Regions from separate parts of the Homo sapiens genome. Here region 2 is linked to region 1. A link is a loop called in an ENCODE intact Hi-C map of the cell type or tissue named here. Cell type or tissue: chondrocyte. All regions are shown on one strand. Links, peaks and the distances in the headings refer to the core of each region. The heading gives the core; the rest is flanking DNA. Region 1 overlaps DGLUCY (D-glutamate cyclase). Region 2 overlaps CALM1 (calmodulin 1).

Evidence for each region. Hi-C counts contacts between places; a loop is a spot of excess contacts. Peaks named below come from ENCODE experiments on the same cell type or tissue, not always from the same donor. Only the 100,000 strongest peaks of a DNase experiment are listed, where the experiment ranks them.
Region 2: a loop joins it to region 1, with 3 times the contacts of the local background. A loop is called at or near these places in 3 of 110 quality-filtered maps.

Annotation. Positions count from the first base shown.
Region 1 is chr14:91,173,180-91,184,531 of GRCh38, reverse strand. It overlaps DGLUCY (D-glutamate cyclase), which reads right to left. Exons shown (of 14, transcript NM_001102368.3): 6 at 11,093-11,243; 7 at 8,476-8,598; 8 at 3,143-3,346. Among named protein-coding and RNA genes, the nearest start is that of SNORA11B, 52 kb to the right of the region's middle. In chondrocyte, for the core only: CTCF peaks have their summits at 6,776 and 6,988; no DNase peak of the experiment used is centred there.
Region 2 is chr14:90,398,660-90,410,011 of GRCh38, reverse strand. It overlaps CALM1 (calmodulin 1), which reads right to left. Exons shown (of 6, transcript NM_006888.6): 2 at 9,917-9,947; 3 at 8,610-8,753; 4 at 6,044-6,150; 5 at 5,498-5,633; 6 at 1,744-5,323. The coding sequence ends at 5,295. Among named protein-coding and RNA genes, the nearest start is that of CALM1, 7.3 kb to the right of the region's middle. RefSeq lists enhancers at 4,372-5,571, 11,252-11,352. In chondrocyte, for the core only: a CTCF peak has its summit at 10,309 (motif pointing left); a DNase peak (open chromatin) is centred at 10,320.

The sequences.
Region 1 (11,352 bases), core at 5,659-8,158:
CCCAGGCTGGAGTGCAGTGCTGCAATCATGGCTCACTGCAGCTTCAAATTCCTGAACTCAAGCGATCTGCACACCTCAGCCTCCCCAGTAGCTGGGACCACAGGCGTTTGACACCACCACACCTAGCTAATTTTTATTATTATTGTTTTTTCTAGAGATAGGATCTCTCTACATTGGCCAGGCTGGTCTTCAACTCCTGACCTCAAGTGATCCTCCCACCTCGGCCTCCCAAGAATTAGGTATTTCTAGGGCTGGTCTGCACTGTCAGATTCGTGACAGTGCTGGCCAGCAGGGGAAGGTCCCAGCCTGTCTGTTTTGGGGTTCTACCCAGCTGCTGTAGGCTTTAAACTGGTGCTGGAATCAGTCCTGTCTGGGCCCTGGGAGTCTGGCCCAGATTGCTGACTGCTGCTTTGCAGGCTGGCCTCACCCCTCAGCTCTCCACGGAGGTCGGCCACCATTGATGCAGGTAGCTACCTAGATCTTCCCACTGGCCCACCTGACTCTGGGGAATGAGAGTCAGGTGGGCCGGTGGGGAGGCCACATATGCCTTCTCCTCTCCAGTCATTCCAGGTGCCAAGGGCGGTTTGTACCCCAGGTTTAGGAGCACGGCCCATGAGAAGGTCCAGAAGAGGGACTGGGGTGTGAACCAGGAGTCGCTAGAGCACTCTTTCAACTGCCCAGGCAAGACTGTGACTTACCGTTTCCATTGAGATTCTAATTTAGCTGACAGGTATAAATCATAGGCTTGAAGTCAGCAGACATGGGTTCAAGTTCTGCCCTGACCACCTACTAGGTATGTGGATTTTGGAAAGTCTTTGTACCTTATCTGCCTCAGTTTCCTCACCTGTTAAATGAAGTTAATCATAGCTGCCTCCACGTAGAGTCACTGGGAGAATTTAATAAGATGAAACGCATAAATGCTTGCAGCCTGTTGCCTGGCACAGTATAACTTGGTAGGTGACACCATTATCCTTATCATGCATCACAACCCAGAGAGGCAGGCATAATTGTCATCACTCCTGTTACGCTGATGAAGAAACTGAGGTATGGGCTACACCGTAATTCTCTCATGAGTGTTTGCCAACAAAGGGATTTACCACACACAATGGCAGGTGAAACTGCAGTCCCTGCTGGCCACCTGGGATTAGAAATTCAGCCCTTAAATGAAGACATAGCAGGAAGTTAAAAGCCCCTCAACCAGCTTTTAGCAAACCTCTTTCTAATTGGAATCAGCAGGGCCAGGCATGGTGGCTCATGCCTGTAATCCCAGCACTTTGGGAGGCTGAGGTGGGCAGACCACTTGAGCTCAGGAGTTTGAGACCAGCCTGGGTAACATGGCAAAACCCCGTCTCTACTAAAAATACAACAACAAATTAGCCAGGTATGGTGGTGCCGGCCTGTAGTCTCAGCTACTCAGGAGGCTGAGGTGGGAGGATTGCTTGAGCCTAGGAGGTGGAGGTTACAGTGAGCCAAGATCGCATCACTGCACTCCAGCCTGGGCAACAGAGTGAGATCTTGTCTCAAAAAATAAAATAAAATAAAATAAATAAACTAAACTAAAATAAAAAAATAAAAATAAATAAAAATATAAAATAAAATAAAATAAAAAATAAAATAAAATAAAATAAAATAACTAATTGGAATCAGCAGGTCCCCTAGGGGATCCCACCAGCCCTCTCCCATGTACAGAAGGCCAGTGGCTCCAAAGCCACAGAAGGGCTATCCTTCCCCTGAGATGCGTTATACAATATACAAGTTGACTGCAAACTGTTGTGAGGCTGTGGCTGTAGGGTCCTGCCCCACTGGGATCCCCGGAGAAGTAATCCTACCCCATCACTATCCCTGCTATCCAGTATACAACTAATCTATTCCATGCCCAACCCCAGGGCAATGGCACTAAAGGGGGAGATTAGGGACATCACTAAATCCATAGAGGACAGGCTAGGTGGCTTATGCCTGCAGTCCCAGCACTTTGGGAGGCCGAGGCGGGAAAATCACTTGAGCCCAGGAGTTCAAGACCAACCTGGGCAACATAGTGAGACACCACGCCCCCATCTCTAAATAATAATAATAAACTACATAAATAACTTTTTTTTAATGGTGGCAGTTGCCTACCTAGAAACCATTCTCTCTTTTTTTCTTACTACCTAACCCCATCTGCTTCTGGCTGGCAACATGCCCAGCAAATAAACTCAACGAACTTCCTCACGTTTAGTGTTAAAGTTTAGAACAACAAGAAAAAGCCAAAAACTACTGGACATGGTGGCTTACACCTGCAATCCCAGCACTTCGGGAGGCCGAGATGGGTGGATTACCTGATGTCAGGAGTTCGAGACCAGCCTGGCCAACATGGTGAAACCTCGACTCTACTAAAAATACAAAAATTAGCTGGGTGGGGTGGCACATGCCTATAGTCCTAGCTACTCAGGAGGCTGAGGCAGGAGAATCACTTGAACCCGGGAGATGGAGGTTGCAGTGAATTGAGATTGCACCACCACACTCCAGCCTGGGCAACAGAGTGAGACTCCATCTCAAAAATAAATAAATAAATAAATAAATAAATAAAAAGCCATAAAGAAGAAAGCAAGGCTGGGCATGGTGGCTCACGCTTGTAAACCCAGCACTTTGGGAGGCCAAGGTGGGCGGATCATGAGGTCAGCAGTTTAAGACCAGCCTGGCCAACATGGTGAAATCCTGTCTCTGCTAAAAATACAAAAATTAGCCAGGTGTGGTGGAGCGTGCCTGTAATCCCAGCTACTCAGGAGGCTGAGACAGGAGAATCACTTGAGCCAAGATCACGCCATTGTTCCAGCCTGGGCAATAGAGTAAGACTCTGTCTCAAAAAAAAAAGAAAAAAAAGAAAGAAAAGAAAGAAAACAAAAGAAAGAAAGAGAAAGAAAGAAAGAAAAAGAAAGTAAGCAAAAATCACTCACAATACCACTACCTAGAGACCATCAATGTCAGTATTTTGGTGTATTTAATTCTAGTCTTTTTGAGATTTATATGCAGTATCAACATTTAAAAAATCATCCTGTGGATACATTTTGCATCCCACCTTTTTCACTGAAAAGGTGATTTTCTCCAGGTGCAAATGTGTTGTTTCTTACCTGGGTCTATGCCGAGCAAATGTGTTGTTTCTTACCTGGGTCTATGCCGATCATAGACTCTAGTTCTCTGATCTTCTGAGAAGCAGAGACTGACGCGATGCTGTAGTGCAGAGGATCTTGGGAAATGTGATGGACCTCTGGAATTCTCTCTGGGGTGAGACAACCAGGTGGAGCCTTTGCATCCTTCAGGTCAGTCATAACTGTGCAGCCTGGGATGCTGGCAAAAGCCAGTGGGGTCTCTAAAACACACAGCAGGAGGGTCTGAGCCCAGCCACTTCATCAAGTCCAGCCTACCCTCATCTAGCCCACTGTTGATAGGCAAGATGGCACCTGGCCATCAACTCAGCCTAAGCACTCCCTATACCACCTGCTGGCACCAAGGTCAGAATAAGCTGGTTTATAGCTACATCAAGTTCCATTTAAACAGTTGCCTCTAATCTCTAGGAAAGTAAAGATGAGTTGAATATGGGTTGAAAAGAAGTGAGATACAGCCACAGCTATAGCTAGAGCTCTAGGCGATTCCATCAATTTAACCCATGGATATCAGGAAGTGTTTACTGGATTCTTAAAACTCATGAAGCCATCTTGCTTTGCTTTCCAGCAAATGTTAGGTTTGGAACCCTCTGTGAGCATCATTTCTATTTTTCCTTATGGCATCGTTTCTATTTTTCCTTATGGCACTTACATTTTGCTTTGATTTATGTTAATTTTATTCTTTAAAGACTCTCCTTTGTTAGATTTCAGGCAATGTGAAACACTCTAGCATAGTTATTAAGAACTGGTTTTAGCATTGTGAATATACTGGAATTTGAGATGTGACTTTATTGACTTTATTCTTTTTTTTTTTTTTTTTGAGATGGAGTCTTGTTGTGTCACCCAGGCTGGAGTGCAGTGGTATGATCTTGGCTCACTGCAACCTCTGCCTCCTGGGTTCAAGCGACTCTCCCGCCTCAGCCTCCTGAGTAGCTGGGATTACAGGCACCCGCCACCACGCCTGGCTAATTTTAGTATTTTTAGTAGAGACAGTGTTTTACCATGTTATCCAGGCTGGTCTCAAACTCCTGACCTCAGGTGATCTTCCCCTCTTGACCTCCCAAAGTGCTGGGATTACAGGTGTGAGCCACCACGCCCAGCCCGACTTTATTCTTTAAACCTGTTTCTTTGACTGTAATGATAATGCCTCATATGGCTATTGTCAGAACGAAACTGGAAAACGTACATAAAAGTGTTTAGCAGGCAGGGCGCAGTGGCTCACGGCTGTAATCCCAATACTTTGGGAGGCCAAGGAGGGTGGATCACCTGAGGTCAGGAGTTCAAGACCAGCCTGGGCAACATAGTGAAACCCTGTCTCTATTAAAAATACAAAAATTAGCCCAGCTTGGTGGTGCGCCTGTAATCCCAGCTACTTGGGAGGCTGAGGTGGGAGAATTGCTTGAACCTGGGAGGCAGAGGCTGCAGTGAGCTGAGAACACGTCACTGCACTCCAGCCTAGGCAACAGAGCAAGACCTTATCTCAAAAAAAAAAAAAAAAAAAAAAAGTGTTTAGCATACTCGTGGTTTAAAAATGTAAAAAAAAAAAATAAATTTTTAAGAAAGTGTTCAGCAAAGTGCTTGTTTCAGAGTAAGCCCTCGATGGTTTGCTTAATTGAACAAGCATATATTTTTTTTTTTTTGGAGACGGAACCTTGCTCTGTCGCCCAGGTTGGAGTGCAGTGGTGCGATCTCGGCTCACTGCAACCTCTGCCTCCCGGGTTCAAGAAATTCTCCTGTCTCAGCCTCCTGAGTAGCTGGGATTATAGGCGTGCACCACTACACCCGGCTAATTTTTGTATTTTTAGTAGAGACAGGGTTTTGCCATGTTGGCTAGGCTGGCTCGAACTCCTGACCTCAGGTGATCCTCCTGTCTCAGCCTCCCAGAGTGCTGGGATTACAGGCGTGAGCCACCGCACCCAGCCTCATCTATATATATTTTTAAAGAGATAAGGCCTTGCTCTGTTGCCCAGGCTGGAGTACAGTGGTGCAACACAGCTCACTGCGGCCTCAAACTCCTGGGCTCAAGCAATCCTCCTGCCTCAGCCTACCACAGTGCTGGGATTACAGGCATGAGCCACAGAGCCTGGCCTGAACCACGTAGTATCTTACTCATTCTTAGTTCCTTATGCCTAGCTCATTAAGTGCTTAATACCATACTATTTACCTCTTCTGCCTTCCTCAGTGTCATTACTATCTTTGAGTATTCATCTCTACTCAGTTGTATGCTCCTGGAGAAGAGCGACCATTGCTCATTCATCTCAGGATCCCACAGAGGGCCTTGCGCATAATAGGTGTTCAACAAATGCAGATGTGAATTGAGTAAATAAATCTTGGATTTCACAGAAACAATAAAGTTTCTTTTTTTTTTGAGACAGAGTCTCGCTCTATCACCCAGGCTGGAGTGCAGTGGTGAGATCTCAGCTCGCTGCAACCTCCGCCTCTGGGGTTCAAGCAATTCTCAGCCTCCCAAGTAGCTGGGATTATAGGTGTGTGCCATCACGCCTGGCTAATTTTTGTATTTTTAGTAGAGACAGGGTTTTACCATGTTGGCCAAGATGGTCTTGAACTCCTGACCTCAAGTGATCCGACCACCTCAGCCTCCCAAAGTGCTGGGATTACAGGCGTAAGCCACCACACTTGGCTTAAAGTTTCATATTTAATAGAAAGAGTCAGCCAGCACTTCAAAATAAAAATCTAATAGATACATAACTTTTAGATTTGATGTGTAAGGGGAAAAAGTCTTGAATCTGATGATGAATTTAATTATCGCTTGTCTGTGTTTTGGATGGCACCTAAAACTGGTCACTCCAAAACCAGGTAGATGTCAGAACAGTCAGCTCAGAGCATGACACGGGGTTTTGCCCCCATCAGTTGTGAGGTCTGTTGCACATAATCTATTGCTAATAGAAGTTTAAATATTGAAGTTCAAGGTAGGCATGGTGGCTCACGACTATAATCCCAGCACTTTGGGAGGCTGAGGTGGGAGGATCGCTTGAGCCCAGGAGTTCAAGACCAGCTTGGGCAACATAGTGAGACCCCATCTCCACAAAAATTTAAAAATTAGCTGGACATGATGGTGCATACCTGTAGTCCAGCTACTCCAGAGGCTCAGGTGGGAGGATTGCTTGAGCCTAGGAGGTCAAGGCTACAGTGAGCTGTGATCGTGCCACTGCACTCAGCCTGGGTGACAGAGCGAGACCTTGTCTCAAAAAAAAAAAAAGGGAATTTGAGAATGATTCAAGATTGTCCCTCTCTGATGTCATTTGTTCTCATCTACGATCAATTGTGCTATCGCTGTCAGAACTAAAGGACTGGAACATGCCATGCTGGGGTGCCCACAGCAGTGAGATCTCCTCTGCAGGGCACCTGCCACGACCGATGGTGGGAAAGCGGTGAGGCCACTGGGCTGGGGGACGTTTACTGCACGTGGGTGGGTGTGTCTACACACATGCCCACACACACACTCAGACAAGACCATGAGCGCCCAGAGGACTCCATCCTGTCCCATGGAGCACTGTACTCCTGAGGCCTGGGTGCATGCCTGGCACATAGCAGGTTCTCAACACATGCACTTAAATAAATGAACAAATGGAATCCTGTGGATCTTGGCAGCCACGCCTCATCACCACATTAGGGATGATCTTTCCCTCGCATGAGGCCATTCTGATAGCTGAACTCTCACGAATGCTTTCAAAATAAATTAAAGTAACACTACAGTATGTGCTTACAGCGCAAGTGTGGCTGGCCTGGCCAGAATTTTCCAGTGTCCATGACCATGGTCTGCAATAGCTGTTATTTTTCATGTTTCTGTCACCTTCCTATCTTACTGAGAGCTAGCGAGGGCGCCCTCGTGTGTCTCTTCATTGTAATATCACCTAGGCCTTGGAAAAAATGTACTGCTGCTGGCCTTGTTTATAATCACCTTGCAAATACCACAGGAAATGACTTGTTTAGTTATATTTCTTGGCTTCACCTTTGTTTTCAAGGCCCCATCAATCTCCAAAATGTCTCAAAAAGCCAAGCTAAAGGTTAGTCCTCCTGCTAGAATGGGCTGGGATGCTTCAGCAGATAAAAATATATATTTAATCAAAACGGCTGAAGCAATGGCTCATGCTGTTATCCCTATGACTCAGGAGGCTGGGGCAGGAGAATCACTTGAGCCCAGAACTTTGAGACCAGCCTGGACATTGTAACAAGACCCCATCTCTACAAAAAATTTCTAAAAATTGGTTTGGTATGGCGGCGTATGCCTGTAGTCCCAGCTACCTGGGAAGCTGAGATGGGAGGATCACTTGACCCCAGAGGTTTGAGGCTGCAGTGAGCTATGATGATGCCACTGAACTCAAGCCTTGGCAATAGAGTGAGACTCTGTGAAAGAAAGAAAGAAAGAGAAAGAAAGAAAGACAAGACAAGAAGGAAGGGAGAGAGAGAGAAAGAAGAAAGAAGAAGGGAAGGAAGGAAGGAAATATATTTAATCAAAACATATTTGAGGCTGGACACGGTGGCTCATGCCTGCAATCCAAGCACTTTGGGAGGCTGAGGTGGGAGGATCACTTGAGGCCAGGAGTTCAAGACCAGCGTGGCCAACATGGCAAAACCTCGTCTCTACTAAAAATACAAAAATTAGCCAGGTGTGGTGGCATGCACCTGTAATTCCAGCTACTTGGGAGGCTGAGGCACACCTCCCTCGCTGGAGCCCAGGAGGCGGAGCTTGCAGTGAGCCGAGATCGTGCCACTGCACTCCAGCCTGGGCGACAGAGTGAGACTGTGTCTCAACAAAACCAAAAAACCAACGACAAAAAAATTGAGTTGTAAGACAAAGTGCTCTGGTAAGGAGATCCAGCCCTGGGATTAAAAGAAGGAAACCAGGCCAGGCGCGATGACTCACGCCTGTAATCCCAGCACTGTGGGAGGCAAAGGTGGGCAGACCACGAGGTCAGGAGATTGAGACCATCCTGGCCAACATGGTGAAACCCCGTCTCTACTAAAAATACAAAAATTAGCTGGGCATGGTGGCACATGCCTGTAATCCCAGCTACTCAGGAGGCTGAGACTGAAAAATCGCTTGAACCAGGGAGCTGGAGGTTGCAGTGAACCGAGATTGCACCACAGCACTCTAGCCTGGCAACAGAGTGAGACCCTGTCTCAAAAAAAAATAAATAAATAAAAGAAGGAAACCAGAGAGAGATTCACTGTAGCTGTAGGCCTCTGTTTTGTGTTTTGTTTCATGGCTTTATTTTTAAATCATTGTACTACGAGAATATGCTTTCAAGAACTAGACCCCACTGGGCTCCATCCTAGGGCAGATCGATTGTCCCATTATCCCCCAACGTACCACAGCTGCTGACAGCTCCGAGACTGGTCAGCGGAGAAGGCCAGAACACTGGAACCTCCCCTGGGGGACACACCATGGCATCCCCGTAGGCAGGTTTGGAAAGCTCTTTGATTCCCAACAGTTCTGCAGATGGAAAAGGAAAATGTAATTTCCTCAGCAGGGAGCATCCAATTAGAACTGGTTGAGTAGTTTATGGTTCTTTCTCTAAAACAGAAACTCAAATTGCAGGATTATTGTAAATGGTATTTGAGGAAGAGGTGAAGGAGAATAGGGATTAAGGCTTTGACAACTCAGGCTACTCCATAATTTACAGTCCATGTGGCATGGTGGTTTCAGAAAACAGAATCTCAAACTGTGTGGCGTGATTTCTGGAAGGATCCTTGGGTGCATTGAGCCTAGTACTCTCATTGTGCAGATTGCTACCAAAGCCAGCCTTGGGGGGTTGACCTTGGTCCAGGCTGGGTCACATCTCATGCACCTAACCTCAGCTGCTTGACTACCAGCAGCAACCTAATCCCGAAGACAGCAAAGATGGATGTGCTGGGCCCAATCCATCCCCGCTAATGATAAAACTCCTCAGCAGACACCATCCTGGTGGGTGGCCCTGAATCATCCTCATGTGATGAAGCTAGCAAGTACTGACTGCATTTTCACAAAAGGCTAGGTTCTGTCTAATGTTGTCGGTTATGCAGTTGAGCAAGTTTAGGTATACCAAACTTGGACCCTCAACCAAGGCCCAGTCTCAAACTCTCATCAGGCCTTCTAAGAGGCCTGCACAGCTTCTTGATATTGGCTCTTCATCTTGGATCTGTTCACTCACTCTCAGATTGAGTGAATACGCTGGGGATCAATGGATTTCAGCTCAAATTAACATATGGAACAAAGCCATCTCCTACCCAAATATACCAAAGAATAGCAGCCCAGATTAGACGTTGCTTCGAGCTCAAATCTCCGGACAAAGAGCCCTGCTGCAACCCTTGGCTTCCTCCAACCCCAGATTCATTGGAAGTTCATAGGAGCTTTACATTTATCAAAGATCCCCAGTGGGTGAGCGTGTAGAGAAAAAAACTCTACCTAAATGGTGTGTTTCCTCTGCTCTCACACCGCAGTAACAGTCATCCACACAGAAGACTCCTGTGACCAAATTTGTAGGGGTTTCTCCCCACCATCAAGCAGGAGGCACCAGCTGGGTGCCCTCCAATTCCATTCCACCTGGAGATAGCATCAGAACCCACGGGTTGAGGGCTCAGTCCCCAAGGCCACCCCCCTACAGACACCAGTTGCAAGTCTGGGCCTCCAGAACTTCTGACCAACTGGCTTCCAGTTTGATTAACCCTCTTTGGGTTTGATTATACCCAAACTCTTTGAGTTTGATTAATTTCCTGGAGCAGCTCACAGACCTTGAGGAAACATTTACTTATGTATACCAGTTTATCATAAAAAATATTGCAGACCGGGTGCGGTGGCTCATACCTGTAATCCCAGCACTTTGGGAGGCCAAGACGGGCAGACCACTTGAGGCCAGGCGTTCAAGACCAGCCTGGCCAACATGGCAAAACCCCATCTCTACTAAAAATACAAAAATTAGCTGGGCATGGTGTTGGGCACCTGTAATCCCAGCTACTTGGGAGGCTGAGGCAGGAGAATCGCTTGAACCCAGGAGATGGAGGTTGCAGTGAGCTGAGATTGCAACGCTGCACTCCAGCCTGGGCGACAGAGGGAAACTGTGTCTCAAAAATAAATAAATTAATTAATTTAATTAAATTAAATAAAGGATATTGCAAAGGATACAGATAGAGATGCCCAGGGCAAGGTGTGGGGGAAGGGGTGCGGAGCTTCCATGCCCTCCTTAGGCACCACCCTCTAGGAACCTACATGTGTTCAGCTATGTAGAAGCTCACTGAAGCCTATCCTCTTGGGGTTTTACGGAGGCTTCATTACATGAGCATGATTGATTAAACCATCAGCCGTGGGTAATCAGCTTGACCTTTAGCCCCTCTTTCCTCCCTGGAGGTTGCGGGGAGGGGTGGAGCTGAAAGTCCCAACCCTCTAATCCTACCTTAGTCTTTCTGGTGACCAGCCCCACCCTGAACCTATCAGACAAAATACAGCATTTTGGAGGTTCCAAGAATTTTAGGAGTTATGAGCCAGGAATTGTGGACAAAACCCAATATATATATTCATTATATATATATATATTTTTTCCTATGTATGTATTATTAAGCCTCGGTAAAAACCCAAAAGGATGTGATATATATAAACTTACATCACAGTGAGACTGGCTATTCTGCCAAGGGTGGCACCTTTAAACCTGAGGGGCATCTGTAAGCCCAGCCCTGATACAGCTGCCAGAGCCTTTGAGCCTTGTTCAGGGCCTTTGCCCCTGGAGACCCCTGGTAAAAACAAAGACAAGCCATGGGAGCTTAGGAACGTGGCAAACTCCTGTCTGCTTCTTAGGCCCAACTCCAAGAGAGGCTGTCAGGATCATGGGCAGGAGCGAGAGACACTGACCTGGGTCGCCGATGTGAACAGGGGGATCATGGGCAGGAGCGAGAGACACTGACCTGGGTTGCCCATGTGAACAGGAAGATCATGGGCAGGAGCGAGAGACACTGACCTGGGTCGCCCATGTGAACAGGTTGCCCCTGCTCACCTCCGAGGGAGCAGCAGGCCCGCACCAGCCCTTCCAGCTTGTCCTTGGGAATGGGCCTCATCGTGACCACCAGAGGGCAGCAGAAGCCAGCATGGGTAACACAAGGCACTGTTGTCTGACCAAAAAAAAAAAAAAATCAAGTGAAAATGTTAAAAAATGGAATTAGCACAGATCCAAGCTCTGAGCACCAAGAGTTCAAGGCAGCTAAATGAAGGAGGAGTAGC
Region 2 (11,352 bases), core at 8,853-11,352, 780 kb after region 1:
GGGAGGCCAAGGTGGGAGGATTTGTTGAGCCCAGGAGTTTGAGACCAGCCTAAGCAACATGTGAAACCGCGTCTGCATAAAAAAATTTAAAAATTAGCTGAGCACAGCAGCACATCCCTGTAGTCCCAGCTACTGGGGGGGCTGAGGTGGGAGGATCATTTGAACCTGGGAGGTGGAGGCTGCAGTGAGCTGTGATTGTGCCACTGCACTCCAGCCTGAGTGAGAATGAGACCCCACCTCAAAAGAGAAAAAAAAAACCCCACAATCTGAATGTGTCAATTCACACTCATTCCTAAGGTTCCTGACACAAAGAACATAATTCTCATGAGGAAAACTGCCACTTGATTTAATCAGAGTTCAGGGGCTTTAATGGGAGTTCTGGTCCATGAGCTAACTCCTCCCACTCCTTGGCAGAGAGTTGAGGGCAGTGGGAGAGAAGCACCAAGCTATAAAAAGCTTTATGTTTTATTTCCTTCTAAGGCATCCTGAGTCATTGGGTGCTCCAGCCCCCCAGTGCCCGGGAAAGTTCAGCTTGAATCGGAAATGTGTGTGTGTTTTTCTAAACCGGAGCTGCTGAAAACCAGATGATGTCACTTGGACTGAATCCCTTACAGGCCCAGTGGTAGCCTCCTATTTCCGTCCTGGGAGAATGGAAGTCACTTAACAATCAGTTTCTCTGACCCAGGTTCCAATATTACATCACGTCTTAATAGCAAGCTTAACCTCCACTCCACCTCCAACATGAAGCTGGTGAGAATTTTTAAATCCCATTTGTCATCTCAAAGGACACAGCACTCCTACACAATTTTGCCTCCCATCCTTTAGGCTGCAATTTCATCTATCTAAACACAAAGTGATGCCAAACCAGGTCGGTCATAATCCTAGAAAGCCACAGGCAGAAGGTACCAAGTCCAATATGATCTTACCAAGGAGGATACCAAGGCCTGGGAAAGGTAAAGAACCTGCCTGAGGCTGGAGGGACAGAACCAAATCCAGAAGCCAGGTCTAAAGCCTCAGAGCAGAGGGCCGTCTCCACGGTGATGACCATGTCCTTATAGTCCCAGCTCCTATGTGCAGGAGGGGCTCTTTAAATGCTTTCTGGAGATGTGTCTCAAGCCTTCTGTCGAAAGCAGGGCCTTATCCCGCCCCGCTTTTCAGCCCTCTCACTCCTTCTGGGCAGAGTGGGAAACACACGAGGCAGCTGGAAAAGGCCTTTCTGGAAGCAAAGGGGGCAGAAGCAGGCAGCCTCTCCTGCTACATCTAAGAACCAGGGTCTGGGCCAGTGTTGACTAAGGGGAAGGCTTCAATGCCAAGGTCCTAAATTGTACTTGCATCCCACCCCACTTTCCTCAGCTGTCCCGCTCTTGACATGAACCAAGGTATCATCTTGGTTGTCATCTAAAATTCCCATCTTATTGAAAAAAATGTATTTCTTTATACAAGTCCTAAAGAGGCTTGGATTGGGGTTAAAAGGAAACTAATCCTTATGGTGTAAATTTTCCGCATAAAAAGCAAGCATGGACAAGTTAATAGGCTAAGAGAATAGGTTAAAATGTCAGCTATTAACACTCAAACTACTTAAAACTAGGGTAAGACGGTTGTGGGATGTGTCTACGGTTATTTCTGGCCCCTCACTCTCACAGTACTAGAGACCCAGTGAAATTACATCTGAGGGCAGGTCTATCTTGTTGAGAGCAAAAGGAATTGAAAGCTATGCAAGCTAGAAACCTACACAGTTCGCAGTTAGAGATGAAAGGCTGCAGAAATGTTTATTGAATACAGTGCCAGGTTTATAAATAAAACGTATTTACAATTTCCATAGAGTTGGTCCCCCATCAGAGAGGTGGTTAAATCTCCAAACAGTTTATCTCAAGATTTACAGAAACGTCCAAGTACATCTCCTTTTCAAATAGCCATGGTGAAGGGCAACTTCAGTAACAAAAGAACTACCACCATCTTTGCTACAGAAGTGTTTAATAAACATCATAATAGATTTGGAGAAAGAACACACACTCCACCCATGCCACTACCTTCTTACTCCAAGGGATACAGACAGCAAAGAATTTCTGTCTCCTACAGGACAACTTCAGGGGATTAAAAAAACAGTAACTGCCAGCTGGAGGGATAGATTAAGACACATTAGTGGAAATCTAGTCACTGCCAAAGGAGAAATATATTTAGGATATACAATAAATAATTCAAATGCTTAAAATAATTGAATGAACGGAAGAGTAGACTTGACCAAATTTACATTCGTTGTTCAGGAAGAGATTCCCAGTATGCTGAGGGGTTCGTGGTAAGCTATTCCTCTGACGAGACACAGCAGCGCTGGGCCTACTGCACAGCCGTTCATTACAATATTGTTACAAGTACAATCAGACATGCATTTATAAAGAGAATATAAAAATATGTACAATAGCTCATTTTCAATGTGTGTAAGTTGCCGAAAGACACCAATGAAAGTGTGCAAAAATTCATTTGTCAAAAAATCAGAAAAAGCCTTCCTTGGCAACAGTGCATCAAAAGCCCATCTGAAATATCGAGATCCATTTGCCTCGCTCAACACCTACCCCAAACAGATGGAGAACAAAACTATGAAAGGGTTTGCCAAGTACTCAGCAGTTTCTTATGGCAAGTCTCAGGCTAAAGCAGGATGCCAGTTCAACTAATCACTTTATATATAAATATATGTATATATTTATAGAGTAGTTAGAAGTAGGGGCAAGAGTTTACAGGAAGGTCCTAACCAACTTCAAGGGCACTGCCAGGACACCCAGCTATTTCCTCTCACAAACTCATGCAGACTAACACCCAACGCCTGGGCTGGTCATCCCCCCAAATACCAGGGCGGAAGGCTACAGTGGATTCTGCCTCACCTCTGCTCAAAACTGGAACTCAGCATTCCCTGGAGGGGGAGGGTGTAGGGTTTCTGGTTCCCAGACAGGATCCTGGCCATACAAGAATCCTGTTTCAAAGGTAGTCTTTTAGGATACGCTGCAGGACCACTAAGAGTCCACCCAGCTTCTAAAGACTTGAGGGTTAGAAGGCTACATTTCGAAAAAACAAGTCAAATATCCCCCTCCAGCCCCCTTTGAAACTACCGAGAGGTCATCGACCACAGGCCTGAGACTGGGTCAGCAATCAGGCTCTTTGACCACCCCCTGCCACAAGAAATATCCAGGACATTAACTTACTCAAACCAGGAACCCTATCTCACCAGAAGAGAAACCCCAAGGTAACCTTAGGCATTCCTTTCAGATTCAGGTAATTACAAAAGCCAACCCTTAGCTCATAGTGTCAACATCTCCTCTACCAACCACCCAGCCCAAGGACCAGTAGCAGAAGCACATGGGCGATGTCTCCCCTCCACTGCTCTGACCCACCCCTCTGGCAGAAAATCTAACAAGCTACAAAATGCCAGAAAGACAGGGAGTAGGAGAAGGAGAAGCCAAGGGTCTCTATAAATCAGCCCTGAATGCACCCATTTGGCTGCCAAGAGCTTCTCACTGCCTTGCTAGCAGCCTGCCACTGTTCCCTGGCAAATTGAAACCACCCACGCAAACACTCAAAACCCCAATCTCCTTGCTAATAAGATACAACCAGTTAACACCGTGAAAAATGCACATCTCCAGCCTTCATTTCAAAAAAGAGCTCTGTACTAAATGCAATATGCTTTTAAAGGGGGTTTTACAGGGACCAATCTCAATGCAAAGACCAGTACCAGATGTCTGAGTTTTGGTTACAGGTTTATAATTAGACACAAAATTCACTCCACACTGGAGTTTTACTTTCAAGCTGGAAGCTAGCATTAGTTCTACTTGGGGGGAAAAAAGCAAAGTCAAGTCAACTTGGGAAAAAAAAAAAAAGGAGGAGGAGGCTAAGTATAATCATAAATTAAAAGTCGCGAATCAAAGGTGACTGGTAGTGTCTTTTAGGCATGAAGAGACTGGCTTACAAAAGTGACTACTGCTTCTACCACACACAGCGAAGATTGAATTACAGACACACTAAATCATGTCTCTTGCAGATGGTCTCAAGTAGTTACATAAGACAGGTAATCAGCAGCACAATTGAGAACAACCCCTAAATACATGCTTGAGAGAAAGTGGGTTTTTTTTTTTCCTTAAGAGCTCTACTGCCTGAATAGATCATTAAAAGTTACCATAATTCACCTTCCCCCCTCCCCCCAGTGAAAATGCAACTAGACCTACATGTCCATAAATAGGATGAAGCAATCGGTATCTGCTTGTTTTCAGGCAAGGTCTTGGGCTCAGAGGTTGGTGCTGGGGCCTTGGGAGGGAAACCCAATGCTGGGCTGTGGGCATTTACATGTACACTGGCCTCCCCTCCACCTGCCTTGTCCCCATTTAGATCTCAGCTTTACAAAGCATTTAACACCACTTTAAGTTAATGGTCTTTTTATTGGAAAAAAAAAAAAAAAGACTAGCATTTACAACTTGGAATGGACGTAAACTGTAATTTCTTTGAACAGCAATGTTGATGGTTGTGCTGAAGTCCACAGCCACAGCCTACTCTGCCGGCTCCAAGTCATGGTTCAGAAGGTTTTAAAAACAGAGAGTCCAAAGATGCTCCCTTGGTAAATGTTTCTTATTAAAAATTTGTGTGAACAGTGACAGCCTGACACCTGTTTCACTCTAGAACAATGCAGACAACGCTAAACCAACATACACGGGCATGCCACCAGGGTGTGTCATCGTCACCATGGGTCGGAGCACACGAAGTACAAGAGGACCATCCTACCAGTGGGGCCACGTCTCAACGGTTTATCCTTCACCCATTTTTCTGCACGTCATCCTGAGGTAAACCAATTTTAAATGTGTTTGTTTTCAGTAAACCAGCTATGACAATTTATACTAAACAAATTGAACTAGAACCCATTTGAATAGGTTTTGAATTTGTTTTTTCATTTTTCATTTTTAATACAAAGGCCTGACTGTGCTCAATCGTCAAGCTGCATGCATGAAAAACTGGCCAGCCCAAACAGTGTATTAATCATTAGCAAATGGAACTTTAAGGAGTCCTTATCATTAAGGTAGTACAAGTATTTATATTGTAAAACTGATGTGTAGCTTGATCTTTAGGGGACAGGACCACCAACCAATACATGCAGATTTTGTGTGTGTGGACAGAAGGTACTTTTGACATTCAGTTTTGCTATATAGAAACAGAATGAATAAATGAACTTTTTTCTTTTTTCTTTTTTTTGCAAGAGGTAAGTAAAAGATTCAATTTGATTCTTCTAGAGGGGGGAAAAAGGAGTTGAAAGTAGGTCTTCATTTTGCAGTCATCATCTGTACGAATTCTGAAAAGACAAATATAATAGTAACTTTTGGTTATCTTTGAAAACAGCTTTAATGAACACAACATCTTTACTGTACATAAAATAAAGTCAAAGGCTGTCTAGTGAAGCAGTTGGCTTGCTTACAGATCTAAAGGTAAGACTATGAAACACTGAGCTCAGAGAATTTAGTTTTACCTTCATAGTTGACTTGTCCGTCTCCATCAATATCTGCTTCTCTGATCATTTCATCTACTTCTTCATCTGTTAGTTTTTCTCCTAAGTTTGTCATGACGTGACGTAGTTCTGCTGCACTGATATAACCATTGCCATCCTGTGAACATTCAGCAATTGTTATTGCTAATGATGTAGTGTGGGGAAGTAGGTCTTTGACTTAGCTATGCCCTCTCAAGTTACTGCTAACTCTGCTGCCATAAACAATTCTCTGATCTCTAGTTCCCACCTCTAACCTACTAAATACATGCAAACAGCTAATGCAGAAAACAGGATTTGCAAAAGCTCACAACAATTCAAAGTAACAGTCAAGAAACATGGTCCAAAATTCCTATTTATTATGCCTACCCTCCCCTGATACGGTTACCATAAGGAGGATTTTTGAAAGTGAGATCAGAGGCTCAGGCAGTTAGATTTAAGTCTTCTGTCTATAACATTATTATAGCTTTTAGAAGTGAAAGCGGAAGAAGCCATACTTAAGTACCATCTGCTATGTAGATGCTGGATTACCTTGTCAAAGACTCGGAATGCCTCACGGATTTCTTCTTCACTATCTGTATCTTTCATTTTTCTAGCCATCATAGTCAAAAATTCGGGGAAGTCAATGGTGCCATTACCTCGAATTAAAAAACAAAAAGCTCATGTAAAGTAAGCACTCCATTAACGCTGCTCTGCAGTAATCATTTCAGAACCACTGTACGGAACGGTAAACATGTACTAGGACAAAGGGGCAGACTATCTTACTAGGTTCAATCATCTGCAGGTCTAAAACGTTCAAACACTTCACAGGGCAATTTCACATAATTTCAAACTCATCATCAGTGCCCAGGATAGTATTTAATTATACAAAGGAAACTGCACATCTGGATTCAAGCCCATGGAAGGGTCATGAAGGGCTGTACAGTTCAAGAGAAAAATAGCATACACCACTCCGCAGGCTGAATCTTTCCACTCCGAGGGAAGAAAGCGCCCCCGACTGCCATCCCTGAGTTAGGGAAATCACTCAGGTCTCACTCTGCCTTGGTTAGTGACAGCAGTAACACAAAAAAGGCCTAGAACTGAGCTGCAGGTTAAGTGTATAAAGTGTTTCAGAGGAGAAAAGATTATGAGAGAGGAACATTGATTCTGTTATGCCATGCATGGGCCATGAAGTCTTACCAAGTCTTCTCCAGGATCATTTCTTGGCCACGCTATGATGGTTAGCCACCTGTTTTCTTCCAACTCAGTATCTTTATTTCCCATTAAGGGAAAAGCTCAGGAGCATTCTCACAGCTCAGACTAGTAACACTTAGGGAACTGTCAGAACAATCTGTTCTACGGCCAGTACTCCAAACAACTCCTCTTTAAAACTAAGAGATGAATACCCCCAAAGACAAGCACTCCAGACTAACAGTGTCATTGAACTAAATGGAAATAAAATTAGAAAGAAAAACCCTTAGGTTAAGTTACTCATTTTCACCAGTACCTTTCAAAGAAAATACCTCAGGGATCCCTTCAAGACTTTTTTAGCCTCAAAAATTTTAAGATATTGTTCATATTCATCAAAAACAAAAGAAATTATTTTAAGCTATCTCACAGCCATGCAGAGAAGGTCAGGTACCATCCTGTTTTCTCAGTGCAAACACAGGATTCTGTAGCCTGGCACAACTTCTCCTTCTTCCACACAATCCAAGAGCCTAACAGACTTCTCCCCTCCCCAGGCACAGATTCCCGGGGCTCCCACAAACAAGAGGAAGTTACTCCACGTTCCTGGGTAGCTGATCATCTTAGCAAACTAGAGAACTATGGACAACCTTTTCTTTCCAAAACACTATTAGTGAAAACCACTCTAACGTGCTGAAGGCTTTGTCAAAGAACCTAATCAAAAGCTCTGCTGCCAAATGTTTGTGACCAGACAAGCGATTTTACTACACCACCCTCGAGTCAATCATCTAGAAAGTAAAATCTAGATCCGAATTGTTTATTCTTAATGCTTCTTTTATTTTTTCTTTTATCCTTTTCTCCTCCCAACTCATCTTTTAAAAATCATGTTCTATACTGTCATACAGTACATTAGAATATATATAGGATTTACCAAAATACGTGGTTTTTTTTTAGGGGTGGGGAAGTGTGCTTCAAAGCCTGCTTACTGATGGAAATCAGCAATCAAAGTTCTGTTGTCCGCTGCTGTAGAGTCGAGAGGAACAGATGACAGACCGCTATCAGGGTTACTGCTGGTTCCCTCTGGCCCTGCACCTTACAGCTTCCCTTTCCGTTAGGTTCTGCAAATCTATCCCCTGGAGTCACCACACATCCGCCTCCAAACCTCACATGCTCCTCTGCAGCAAACACATCTACAGCTCACACTGTACTCACTTTTATGGTAACTTCTAAGAGTGCTCGTCACCTACTTCATCTGGGGGTTCCTCCTCCTCTTTAAACACAGTAAGTTTGTTAAAAAGCACTTTCTATGGCTATTTAATTTCACCTCCCCCCTCAAGACTCAGTGCAGACTCATGGGCCAGTTGATAAAAGCTTTGAGCTCGGCCAGGAGCAGTGGTTCACGCCTGTAATCCCAGCACTTTGGGAGGCCGGGGAGGGCGGATCACGAGGTCAGGAGTTTGAGACCAGCCTGGCCAACATGGTGAAACCCCATCTCTACTAAAGATACAAAACACTAACTGGGCGTGGCGACACACGCCTGTAATTCCAGCTACTCAGAAGGCTGACGCAGGAGAATCGCTGGAACCCAAGAGGCAGAGGTTGCAGTGAGCCGAGATCGCGCCAGTGCCACTCCAGCCTGGGCGACAGGGCGAGACTCCGTCTCCAAAAAAAAAAAAAAAAATAGATTTGAGCTCTAGGTCGCACCAAGCAGGAAGAAAACAATAGTGATCCCATGCAGAAAACATTCTAGACACTAAGCAGGATGGACGCAAGGCCCATCATCTTCTATTTTAATTGTCAATGGCCCTGGGGCAACCACAGAAAGGATCTTTGCACATTTGCTTTGCTCTGGGGACCTGAAAGACAATCCTGTAACATGTCTGAACTTGAATTACACAACAATGGCCCTCATTCATGGTTTTAAAGCTCTTACCATCAGCATCCACTTCATTGATCATATCCTGCAATTCAGCTTCTGTTGGGTTCTGACCCAGTGACCTCATGACAGTTCCAAGTTCCTTTGTTGTGATGGTGCCATCGCCATCTTTATCAAATAGGGAGAAGGCTTCCTTGAATTCTGAAAACAAAAGTTGACCCGTTAGAATCAATGTCTTTATCCAACCCAGTCACAATACACACTTGCCGGGGGCTTGCCAAAGCCAGCCATTCAAGTTGTGCAACGTATCAGAAGTCTGGTCTTTATCTACTGAAATAATGACCACAATAGTCCTGTTGGACTGGCCTTCATACAGCAGCCCATAAAGCAAACACTGCTCCCAATAAACAGTGCCACACACCACAATATTCCCAAAGGTTTCAAGGCGGCTAAGCTGGAACATGCTTAAATTAGTCCTAAATCCAATCTTTTTTTTTTTTTTTAAACAATGGAGTCTCGCTCTGTCACCGAGATTGGAGTGCAGTGGTGCAATCTCAGCTCACTACAACCCCTGCCTCCCAGGTTCAAGGGACTAAATCCAATCTGACAAGATTGGTCCATGTGCCCCCTTCAAATCCCTTCCTGTTACATTTCTAAAGCCATAAGAATCCCTTGTTTCATAACAAATAAAATGGTTACTAGAAATGTACATTCCCAGGTAAACTCTCTCCACATGACTTTTAGAATATTTCAGAAGCATTCCTGGTTTCCTAACGAGAAACAGTCTCAAAACAAGTCCTCCAGGAATATTAAAAAGCTAAAATCTGCCAGACGTGGTGGCACATGCCTGTAGTCCCAGCTACTCAGGAGGCTGAGGCAGGAGGATTGCTTGAGCCCAGGAGTTAGAGACCAGCCTGGGCAACAGAGTTTAACTAATGTAACTTTCTTCCCAATTACTACAGTGGTCCTAACACTCATATTCACCCATTTCCATTTATTTTAGGATAGCGAGCACAAGCTTTCGTGGCAGATTACTGAAAGACCCATGGCATAAGAATTGTAAACTAAACCGCTGAGTAGCAGGCTCAGTACAATTAATCATACGCAAACTTTGCACATTGTGAAACATGGTCAAATTCTCCAGAGTTTAACATGTGGGCATCCTTAGTTTTACTTCCTTTCACCTCATCTATAAAGTACTGGCAAGAATAACATCTGACCTCAGTGTTTCTGCTTACTGTTCTTATTTAAATAAATTCTTAGAAAACTGCCCAGACTGTAGCGGGGAGGAACAGAGGAGTCACCAAAACTGAGTCAGTGCCTAGTTCTGGCCTTCTGGGGACTCCTTGGAGTTGTCAACTTACCAGCAATCTGTTCTTCGGTCAGCTGATCAGCCTATATGAAGAAAGAAAAGGTTATCATTCAGTCCACGACATGTTTGGTTGATTTCAACATAGGTTTTCCAGTTATACTTTTAATATTGTGATCTTTCAAAAATCAATCTTAAAATCCTTTGAAACCTGTAGCACGGTCATTTAATGAAAGTAAATAGAATAAAGAAAACTCCTTATGCTATTTTAACAAAGGATTACAAGGAAGTGACAACATCTGCTCACTTCAAGTTTTCTTTTCTGGGCCCATGGCTTACAGCTTGCTCTGCGATCTAACTAGGCTAAGTTCATCATGTGAAAAATGGCACCTCTAGTGGCAGAAGGCCCCTTGGCACCAGCTGCAGTGGCGGCAGGCTCTAAGACAGAAGAGCGCCACCTACTGCACCATGGACACCGCAGTCCCCCTTTCCACTCAACAAGGGACCCAGCCCACTGCCACTGCCATCACAGCCAGGATAAGGATCTCATCCAGGGGCAGGCTTTCAGCGCACCTTGCGCACTGCTCCAGGCCCTCGAAATCTCCAAACTGGCGTTACATAATGGCATTGGGTTGGATTAACAGGCTTTTATATCCATTTTATGAGAAATAATTAAGTAGAAAAAATAAAGATACAGCAACTGGGTACGCCACCAACTTCATTTCCATGTAACAAATGCTTTCCAATCCTTTAAATTAGGCAGTTATTTGTTAAAAGCCTACCATTACAATGGCTAATGCCCTGGGTCAAACTATCCTATGATTCAGAAGCCAGGAAAAAATGGTACCATCTTACAAATGAAGTGTTACAAAACTGCAAAAATTAAGTACACAGAAAACTACACAATAATTATCAAACTATATATACTCCTCTCTTTTCTGGCAAAGAGTATCTACTAAATTTGCTGGAGAGTATTAACCCTACCTACCTTAAGAATGACATAAGAACTGTTCTTAATAAACACACTTCGTTGGAGGCAGTAATGGCCACGAAGGTAATTCACCTGCATTATTTGGTCTCCACTGAACCTGTGCCTCCAGCCGAGGGAACTCGAGACCTCAAGGAGAGCTAACGTGGATTTCTCTTTTAAAGAAGGATGCCTAAGAAGCCAATTACAAAATAAGTCCTAATAGAAAGCTGATGAAGTTTATACTCTTAAGTGAAAACTTTAACAGTAGGAATGGTGTTCCAATATATTGATTCTGGGTGAAAATTTGTTTTTACAAATTATAAACGGATCTTTCTTTCTACCTCAATCACTAAAAATTGGCTTTCTTTAAATGACGGAGACACGATGATTTACGTAACGCCAAGGCAACATCTGTCTTGTACAACAGGAAGCGCTGCCACACCTCGCAAGAGAAACTGTCACCTTATGGGGAGAACAGTCCCACCTCGCTACAGAACTCTCTTGTTAGAGGGGTTACCAGG